Regions from separate parts of the Homo sapiens genome. Here region 2 is linked to region 1. Evidence: read pairs that join two places in POLR2A ChIA-PET (ENCODE). Cell type or tissue: Caco-2. All regions are shown on one strand. Links, peaks and the distances in the headings refer to the core of each region. The heading gives the core; the rest is flanking DNA. Region 1 has its middle 45 kb from the start of GPBP1. Region 2 overlaps SETD9 (SET domain containing 9).

The links. Peaks named below come from ENCODE experiments on the same cell type or tissue, not always from the same donor. Only the 100,000 strongest peaks of a DNase experiment are listed, where the experiment ranks them.
Region 2: POLR2A ChIA-PET joins it to region 1 with 5 read pairs; 17 of 35 experiments call an interaction of 5 or more read pairs at or near these places.

The regions. Positions count from the first base shown.
Region 1 is chr5:57,126,406-57,131,790 of GRCh38, forward strand. No RefSeq gene overlaps it. Among named protein-coding and RNA genes, the nearest start is that of GPBP1, 45 kb to the right of the region's middle. In Caco-2, for the core only: no CTCF peak of the experiment used is centred there; no DNase peak of the experiment used is centred there.
Region 2 is chr5:56,915,929-56,921,313 of GRCh38, forward strand. It overlaps SETD9 (SET domain containing 9), which reads left to right. Exons shown (of 6, transcript NM_153706.4): 6 at 887-1,420. The coding sequence ends at 974. MIER3 (MIER family member 3) reads right to left here. Exons shown (of 13, transcript NM_001297599.2): 13 at 3,675-5,385. Among named protein-coding and RNA genes, the nearest start is that of SETD9, 9.0 kb to the left of the region's middle. In Caco-2, for the core only: no CTCF peak of the experiment used is centred there; a DNase peak (open chromatin) is centred at 2,313.

The sequences.
Region 1 (5,385 bases), core at 235-5,234:
TATTGTTTTGAAACAGAGTCTCACTCTGTTACCCACGCTGGAGTGCAATGGTGCGATCTTGGCTCACTGCAACCTCCACCTCCCGGGTTCAAGCGATTCTCCTGCCTCAGCCTGCCGAGTAGCTGGGATCACAGGCACCAACCACCACGCCCAGCTAATTTTTGTATTTTTAGTAGAGATGGGGTTTCAACATGTTGGCCAGGCTGGCCTCAAACTCCTGACCTCAGGCGATCCACCCGCCTGGGCCTCCCAAAGTGCTGGGATTACAGGCGTGAGCCACCACGCCCAGCCTCATTCATTACATTTTGAATGTAACTAATTTCATTTCTCCTTAGCTTTAATTTGGGGAATACCTTGCTGTGATCCTCAAGCACATGTGATTTTCCCTTCACTAGTCTTATTTTATCAGTTCTTTTTATTTTAGTTTAGTTTTTAATCACATGCTTTCACTTTGATTTTCCTGTCCTTAAAGAAAGACAGACAGAAAATTTTCAAAGCCATACTCAAGTTTTACAATTTCAGTGATACCTACTTGGCTAAACTTATTACTTTTCTATATTTTAAAATTATACACACAGTTGCTTCTTCTGGATGCAAAGTTAAATGCCACAATGGGAAACAGAGGCCATGAGCTAATACAGCTGTGATGTGTTTGTGTGTTTTTTGTTTGTTTGTTTGTTTTTCAAGATGGAGTCTTGCTCTGTCACCAGGCTGGAGGCTAGTAGCTCGATCTCTGCTCACTGCAACCTCCACCTTCTGGGTTCAAGGGATTCCCCTGCCTTAGCCTCCCAAGTAGCTGAGACTACAGGTGTGCGCCAACATGCCCAGTTAATTTTTTTGTATTTTAGTAGAGATGGGGTTTCCCTGTGTTGGCCAGGATGGTCTCGATCTCCTGACCTTGTGATCTGCCTGCCTCAGCCTCCCGAAATGCTGAGATTACAGGTGTGAGCCACTGCTTGTGATGTGCTTTGATTGTCATTTTTCCTTTGAAAAAATATTTCTGTGGTATCTATTCTGTGCAAGGCACAGATAAATACAACCCACATAGCACCTAGACAAAGAGATAACGATTTTAAGCACAACAGGAGCCTAAGAAAAATAGAATAAAGCAACAAAATTAAAAGAGCATTGCTTTTAGATCTCATGAGAGACCACACAGTTGTTACTTTTAATTGTTATAACAAAGGCCTACAAATTTCTTTGGTTGCCAAAATCAGTCTTCAGAACTAAATTCCATTTCTGGGAGGACCTCAAGTGGTCCTGTTTTCCCTTGGAAAAAGCCCTAGGAAATGCTCAACATATCATCATATCACTTGCATTCAAGGTTGGATTCAAATGAAGGTCTTGGAGGCCCCAAGAATCTTACCTAGGTCAATTCTTCCTCAGGAAATTCCCCCTCAGGTCAATCCATAAAGTCATTATTAGTGTCCTGACTTAAAGCAGAAACCAATTCCTTGAACAAGGTGGGCACAGAAGGAAGAAAACTTCTGGGAGAGAGTGGCTTTAATTTCAACCAACCAAAGGAACAAAGATGCTTTGGAATGTTTTAGGCTGGCTAGTGATACTCCGCAGCAGAAAATAAACCAGCTGGGTGTAGTGGCTCATGCCTGTAGTTCCAATGCTTTGAGAGGCAGAGACAGGATGCCCTTTTGAGGCCAGGAGTTCCAGCCTGGGAAACATAGTGAGACCTTGTCTCTATAAAAAAAGAAGAAAATACAGAAAATAAACCAAAGCCTTGCCCATCATTCTACAAGGGACATATTTCTACACTGGAGATGCCTAAGTTGTCCTTTCCAGTTGAGGAGCTGTATATATTTAAAAAGTAGAACTATATCTGAGATTGAAATACTTCTTCAACCCCCATATACCTCCTTTTTTAGATTCTGTTGACCATTATTAAATCTCCAGATTTCTATATGTTCCTGAAGTTTAATTTGGGAACTTGACCCTCCGAGCAGTATGGAATTTAGAGGCCTGGAATTCTTCTCTACAAACTATTAAGTTCTGAGTGGGAAGCCGAATGACTCAGGTGTGAGTTGAGTTCCCTTTTCAGAGACAGAATGACATGAGATTGACAGCAGGCATTCTGAAGTCACACACACCTGGTTTCAAATCCCAGCTCAGTTACTGACTGGTCATATGACCTTGGGCATGTTACTTAACCAGTCTGAACCTTGGTTCCTCCTCTACAAACTTGGAACAAAAATGATTCCTAACTCACAGGATAATAAGTAGAATTTTCATTATCTATGGCTGTGTAACAAATTATTCCAAAACTTAGTCATTCGAACCAATAATTTCTTTATTTTTCCTTTTTTTTTTTTTTTTTTGAGAGCAATTCAAGGGAAGGGTAAATAGACCCCACCTCTTTTTTTTTTTTTTTTTTTCTTTGAGACGGAGTTTCACTCTTGTTGCCCAGGCTGGAGTGCAATGGCACGATCTCGGCTCACTGCAACCTCTGCCTCCCGGGTTCAAGCGATTCTCCTGCCTCAGCCTCCCAAGTAGCTGGAATTCCAAGCACCCACCACCATGCTCAGCTAATTTTTTTTTTCTTTTTGTATTTTTAGTAAAGACGGGGTTTCACTGTGTTGGACAGGCTGGTCTTGAACTCCGGCCTTCAGGTGATCCACCCACTTTGGCCTCCCAAAGTGCTGGGATTACAGGCATGAGCCACCGGGCCCGGTCTTTTTTTTTTTTTTTTGAGACGCAGTCTCACTCTGTTGCACAGGCTGGAGTGCAGTGGCACGATCTTGACTCACTGCAACCTCTGCCTCCAGAGTTCAAGCAATTCTCGTGCCTTAGCCTCCCGAGTAGCTGGGATTACAGGCGCGTGCCACCACGCACTGCTGATTTTTGTATTTTTAGTAGAGATGTGGTTTCGCCATGTTGGCCAGGCTGGTCTTGAACTTCTGACCTCAGGTGATCCACCCACCTTGGACTCCCAAAGTGCTGGGATTACACGCGTGAGCCACTGCGCCCAGCTGCTTCAATTTTTCATCTACAAAATAGCAGTAACAAGTATATCTACCTCACAGAATTATTATAAAGGTTAAATGAAATATTACATGTAGGCCGGGGGTGGTGGCTCACGCATGTAATCCTAACACTTTGGGAGGCCAAGGCGGGCAGATCCCTTGAGGCCAGGAGTTCAATACCAGCCTGGCCAACATGGCGAAACCCCGTCTCTTCTAAAAATATAAAAATTAGCCGGGCATGGTGGTGCACGTCTGTAATCCTAGCTACTCAGGAGGCTGAGGCAGGAGAATTGCTTGTACCCGCGAGGCATAAGTTGCAGTGAGCTGAGATCAAGCCACTGCACTCCAGCCTGGGTGACAGAGCAAGACTCCATCTGAAAAAAAAAAAATAAAATGAAATGTGACATGTAAAAAGCATAGAAAAGTTGATTTAAAAAAGAAATTTTTTGTAGCCCGGCGTGGTGGCTCAAGCCTGTAATCCCAGCACTTTGGGAGGCCAAGGCGGGTGGATCACCTGAGGTCGGGTGTTCGAGACCTGCCTGACCAACATGGAGGATACAAAAAAATACAAAAATCTCTACTAAAAATACAAAATTAGCCAGGCATGGTAGTGAATGGCTATAATCCCAGCTACTCCGGAGGCTGAGGCAGGAGAATAGCTTGAACCCAGGAGGTGGAGGTTGCGGTGAGCCGAGATTGCACCATCGCACTCCAGCCTGGGCAATAAGAGCAAAACTCTGTCTGAAAAAAAAAAAAAGAAAAAGAAATTTTTCAGCTGGGCGCAGTGGCTCACGCCTGTAATCCTAGCACTTTGGAAGGCTGAGGCATGTGGATTACCTGAGGTCAAGAGTTCGAGACCAGCCTGGCCAACATGGTGAAACCCCGTCTCTACTAAAAATACAAAAATTAGCCAGGTGTGGCGGCACACACCTGTAATCCCAGCTACTCAGGACACTGAAGCAGAAGAATTGCTTGAACCCAGGAGATGGAGGTTGCAGTGAGCCGAGATCATGCCACTGCACTCCAGCCTGGATGACAGAGGAGACTCTGTCTAAAAAAAAAAAAAAAAAAAAAAAGAAATTATTCTTCAGACTTACTGTGGTACATATATAAGGTATGGTTCTAGGTAATTTTCTCCAGGCTGTTAACTAGTTGTCTCAACATTCATAAAATAATCCTTTCTTTTATTTAGTAGTGTCTTTGTGTTATACATTAAATGATCATTTGTAATAAGGTTCTATTTCTGATGTTCCTATTTCAGTCCCATGAATCTATTTATTTCTTCTATTATTTAAATCATTGTTGCATCACAATGTCATTTACCATCTTGACAGCGACTGTCTCCTCTTTACTCTCGTTTTTAAAGCTATTCTTTGATACCTTAAACTGTTTAGTGAATTTTTTTTATTTTTTAAGACAAACTCTCACTCTGTCACCCAGACTGGAGTGCAGTGGTACAATCTTAACTCACCACAGCCTCAATCTCCCAGGCTCAAGTGATCCTCCTGCCTCAGGCTCCTGAGGAGCTAGGACTAAAGGCATGTGCTACTACACCTGGCTAATTTTTTAAAATTGTTTTTTTGTAGAGACAAGGTCTCACTATGTTGCCCAGGCTCGTCTCCACCTCCTGGGCTTTAAGTGATCCTCCCACCTCAGCTTCCCAAATTGCTAGTGTTATAGGTGTGAGCCACCGTGCCCAGCCTAGTGAACTTTTTGTTTTGTCTCACTCATAGCTGTGACCAGTGAACTTTATATCAGTTTCATCTACTTCTAAGAAAAATCTTATTGGCTTAGCATGCTGTTCAAAGTCCTAAAAAAATAAAAATAAAAATCATATTAGTATTTTGATTGGAATGATGTTTAGTTAAAACTTTATGTGAAAATATATTATTTTTCTTTTTTCTCCTTCCAGAACCCTTTAGCTCATGTCATCTTTAAATTTCCAGTAATACAATCCTTTTCTTTTTTACTTTTTTTTTTTTTTTGAGACGGAGTCTCACTCTGTCACCCACGCTGGAGTGCAGCAGCGTGATCTAGGCTCACTGCAACCTCTGCCTCCCGGGTTCAAGTGATTCTTGTGCCTCAGTCTCCCAAGTAGCTGGGACTACAGGTGTGCACCACCATGCCAGCTAATTTTTGTATTTTTTAGTAGAGACAGGGTTTGACCATGTTGGTCAGGCTGGTCTCAAACTCCTGGCCTCAAGTGATCCACCCACCTTGGCCTCCCAAAGTGCTAAGATTACAGGTGTGTGCCACTGTGCCTGGCCTCAGTAATACAATCTTTCCTTAAGTATATTCTGGGCTTTTTTTTGTTTGTTTGTGGTTTTTTTGTTTCTTTGTTTTTGTTTTGTTTTGTTTTTTAGTATGCCTGTCTTGGCACCTTAAGTATATTCTCAAGGTTTTTTTGTCC
Region 2 (5,385 bases), core at 236-5,235, 210 kb before region 1:
TGCAGCCTGGGTGACAGAGCCAGATCCTGTCCCAAAACAGGAAAAAAACAAAAACCAAAAACTTGATAACTTTTGCTTCTCTGCATGTGTATGTTTGTGTGTTTAACTATTAGCTTTTCTTAGCCATATACTCCGGGGCATGATGTTATTAGAACTTTGAATGTATATATGTAACAATATCTAGGCTGGGTGCGGTGGCTCATGCCTGTAATCCCAGCACTTTGGGAGGCCGAGGCGGGCGGATCACAAGGTCAGGAGTTTGAGAACAGCCTGACCAACATGGTGAAACCTCATCTCTACTAAAAATACAAAAATTAGTCAGGCGTGGTGGCACGCACCTGTAATCCCAGCTACTCAGGAGGCTGAGGCAGGAGAATCGCTTGAACCCGGGAGGCAGAGGTTGCAGTGAGCCAAGGTCACACCACTGCACACCAGCCTGGGTGACAGAGTGAGATTCCATCTCAAAAAAAACAAACAATATTTTATGATGTCCAGAAAAAAGCATTTTTTTAAAACTCCAACTAATTTTAAGTAATGTTTTCATTTTTCAGGATATAAGATACAAATGAATGCAAGAAAAACTATAATGTCATTTTAAAATCCTTTTTGTGATACTAGTTTTGGGGGCCTAAACTTAGAAACAATGTTTTCAGAAGAAGTAGTCAGTTGTATAAACATTGATTTGTGATTTTTTAAATGATATAGATATACTCTTTAGAATACCTGCATCAGGAATAAGAACTATTTCCTCATGGAAATCAAATGCATAAACTAAAATGGAAGGAACCTGAGTAAAGTTACCTCTATAAAAGCCATCTTGGTTATATTAAAAATATGAGCTTATATTTGTTAATGCTCTACCTTTTGTATATCTTTTTGTTTTCAGCCCACTTCGATGTGTTGTTCTTGTCGCACTTAGGGACATCAATCAAGGAGAAGAGCTTTTTTCAAACTACTACACAATTGTCAGCTAACTCTGTGAATCAGAAATTATTAGGTTTTCTACTCAGCTATTAATTCTAAGTGTTTTTTGTTAATCACTTCTCTGAGTTCTACCTGTAAAACAAATATTTTGAGACTTAATTGGAATAGGAATTTCTTATGTTTTTGTTGATATTATATTTATGTTCCAATTTCATGATAAAAGCTACTTGCTTCATTACAATTTCAAATTTGTAATGCAATTCCAAGTTTAATTGGTTTTCACCTAAATACACAATAGCTTATTAAATTAAAACCTACTCTTTGAACTTATAATTTCAATTTTTCTTTTGTTTATTTTGTAAGCTCTGTGGTGGTTTATAAAATTGTAGCCAGGCATCAGCAGTTCTTGTAGTACTGCTGATGTGTACAAACTTCTGTAAAAACTTTATTTTTACAGAATTGAGTAAAAAATACCTATTGTGTTGCCATGAGTAAATTGGTGTGTCTATGTATAATGTAAAGATTGCTCTAGCTGGCTGAGGGGAAAATGTGAGGTCATTATTACTATTTTCTTTACTCTTTGAACATTTTCACACCAAAGAAAAGGTGGAAAAAAAGTGCAAGATAGTGTTGGTGGGAGGAACACTTATTCCCCGTGTCTCATGTCTTCATGTGGAGGGCTTCCACTGGTTAATGTTCCTAGCCTCTCTCTCCACCCACTGGAGGGAGATTGACTCCCTGATTATGTTTGGAGAATAACTAGGCACCCATGTCCTATATACCCTTCTAGTTCCTTCCCTGTGGACTCTGGCTGCCAGCAGAAAGAATGTGTCCTGGCAGTTCTCTGCCTTGTGCAGAGAATAGCCTGTAGCCAGCCCAGCCAGTGACAGAGTGAGTCCAGAGGTGTAATATATTGGCAGGCCAACCTGGCTGCAGCCCTGAAGCTACCTTCCCGTTTTATTAGCAATAGTTACTTTGACCTCCATCGACCTGACTCCAGCTCTCTCAGTTCCAAACTTGGATAGGAAGGAGGGTGTTCTTTACTGGATCCCTCAAAAATTCATGGAACCTATATGACCAGATTCTGATTACCTTCACTTCCTTACCACCAGCTTTACTCACCTAGTTTATTGCAATTTCAGTAGCCTCTCAATTGCCTTCCTTGTTTCCACTCCTGTCCCCCTTACAGAACATATCACCAAGTGTGATTCTTTTAAATGAAAGTCAGGTATTGACATACGTCTGCTCAAAACCCTCTCCCTATCATGGAGTAAATGCTGAAGTCCTTCACATGCATAACCTGCTCATGACCTCAAGAGCTCCTCTCCTTTCTCCCCTTGCTCACTCCATCCCAACCCACACCTGCCTCCTGGCCACTCCCCAAACCTGCCAGGCACATTCCCAACCAAGGACTTTTGCACTTAGTTCTCTCTGCCTGTAAACATCTTCCCCCAGACAGCCACATAGCTTGTTCTCTCCCTTCCTGTCACCTCAGTGAGGAGCGTTGCCTCATCACCCCACTGAAATTTACAATCCCTCACTGCTCCCAACCCTGACATATTCCTCATTCTCTTTAGCACTTACCACCAGCAAGCTCAAAAAGCGTACCATAGATGGAAATTATGGCCAAAATGACTTCTAGTAACAGATGTACTAGATTATCCTGCTTCCACAGGCTTTTCCGTCTCCTAAAGCCTGAAAATACTCTGAGCTCTCACATGGCACATTGTTGCATTCTTGCTGTATTCGGAATATGTGTGCTTGTCCCTGCTCTGAAGGCACTTCTGTGCATGTGTCCACCACAGAGCCCTATGTGCTAAGGTCCTTTCGTGTCTGACAAGGAAGGGATGTGGTTTTAGTCAAGTAACCAAAGCAGAGGAGTCAAGATTTTTGCTTTCCTTTTATCCCCTTCTTGGCCTTGTACAAACTTTGGATATTATGGGCAAGCTGATCACTGCATCTTAAAAATGGAACTACATAAAGCTCTGGTCAGAGGAAATGAAATATGGGGACAAACTTGTGAAATAATGGCAAGATAGGAGCTTTAGCTTAAAAAGATGTTTAGGAAAGATAGATATGACTACGGTCAAACTATGAATCGTATGGATAAGGAAGACTAGTTGACCATAAATGTAGTCTGTCAAATAATAATAATATTTGACCAAATTTCAGATCTGTCTGTCTTCATAAAAGACAGTTACCTAGAACAGCGTTTGAAACATAATAAATGTTTCCTGAATTAAACTAAAAGTATAATCCTTACTTTGGGACTTCTTTTTTTTTTTTTTTTTGAGATGGAGTCTCAGTCTGTTGTCCAGGCTGGAGTGCAATGGCAGGATCTCAGCTCACTGCAACCACCACCCCCAGGGTTCAAGCAATTTTCCTGCCTCAGCCTCCTGAGTAGCTGGGGTTACAGGCATGCGCCACCTCGCTCGGCTGATTTTTGTATTTTTAGTAGAGACGGGGTTTCACTATGTTGGTCAGGCTGGTCTTGAACTCCTGACCTCATGATCTGCCCGCCTCGGCCTCTCAAAGTGTTGGGATTACAGGGGGACTTTTATTATAGATGGAAATTATAGAGGATTTAAGGAAAATATTTAATCTACCAACTTCACTATCTATCATATATCTTATTTACTGCATCTAAAACCAATTTAACAGTGGTATAATATCTATCTATTTGCTGTAGCTTAAGATTCATTAAATAAAATATCTGTATTTTTGGCAAATATTCACACAAACCAAGAAAAAAAGATTCCCAGATTTTTATTTCTGGAACTGTACACCAGGTATTAAAGTACAACAAATACAAAATAATGCTCAAAAAAATCAGTGTTTATGTACAAATATTAAAATCAATGCAATAGCAACTTCCTCTTGAACATCTGATACTGAAACTTGTTCTGATTGTCACTAATTTATCTCATACTCACAGGGTACTTATTTCAAACTGGGACAATTGGAATCACTGGTCATCTAAGAGGAATATTAATATCTACCATATTTAACAATAAAACTAATAGTTTCCTCCATTTAGTGAAAAAATTAGGAACTTTTTAAAAAACATAGTAACGTCAATATTTTATAAATTATTTCAATTTCCATTTGTAGACAATGTGCTTTGAAACTCTGGGCAAACAATCTCCTTGGTGGTCAGGTTTATTTGTTAGTTTACATTCAAAGTTGAAATATTCACTAGAGACTTTGGTTAAATTAAATAGTATCACTATGCTCTATTAGATCTGATGTTCTCAAATATTTATGAGCCTCAACATTTTAAAAATTAAAAAGGAAATGATTGCACAATTCTTTGATCTAATTGTACAAATTTTAGTATTTTTTAAACAGTATTCTACATCCTTCAAGTAAATTCAGCAGCTGACCATGACAAGAGGAAAACTAAACATTTAAAAAGCTAGCATGAAAAAGATGAAGTACAACTAACAAATGTATTGCTATAATCACAGCACCAGTTACACTTCTAAATGAATCCACTGTCCTTTTCAAATTCCCTGTACATAAAAGATATATCAGCCAACACTGCAACTGCTCACCATGAATTTTTGGTTTGTTCATAAGAAAATAATGGGGCAAAGGAAAAAAAAACAAAAAGAATTTATCACAGTTTGTTATAAGAATTGTGCTTAACACTTGATAATAAAGGCATTATTGTTTCTTCACATGATTGCAAATCCGGTTGTTTTCTTGCTTCCAAATGCAATTCTTTTAATAAACAGTAACAAATTCTCTGTTAAGATGTTTAAACTGAGAGAAAAAAAAAACCCAGTAAATCCAGCTTTTAAAAGAAAATTCAATAAATAGCTATTTTACATGGATAAAGTCATAGTGGTACAATTTATGAATGTCACATCAAGCATGCACAAAAATGGTATTATACATGGCAGAAGTAGTCAGAAAATATTGAATTAGATCTAAAAAGATATGAAGAATTTACACTTATATACAAAAATCTTGCAAATTATTGCCTCATTTTAACAAGGAATTAAAAGTAAACATTACCAGCTAGTTAGCACTCTCTAAGAGGCTAAAATCAGATTGACATTTAAAAATCTATTAAACTAGCTGGAATTTATTTTTCTCTCATACCATTTTCTGGATTTTGGTCAAAAATCTTTATTTAAATAACTAAAGTGTCCATTCAACTTGCTGATAATCAAAACTTTAGATAAGAAACACTGTTTCCATCTTATATCAAGACCCCAGCAATGCATAGATAAACTGAATATATTACTGCATCAGCTACTGAGAATGGGCATGTTCATTTAAGTGCAACTGGTATTAGCATTCAGTCATCTTTGTGTAAATTATTTATACAGACCAGCCACTGTAAACCCAGAGTGAAAATTAAGGTTATAACAATGGAAGATTATGGCCAGTATCTTACTAAATTATAGAAAGTGTACTGATTTTTAATAAAAGAAATAAGGTTCAAAGTTTAGC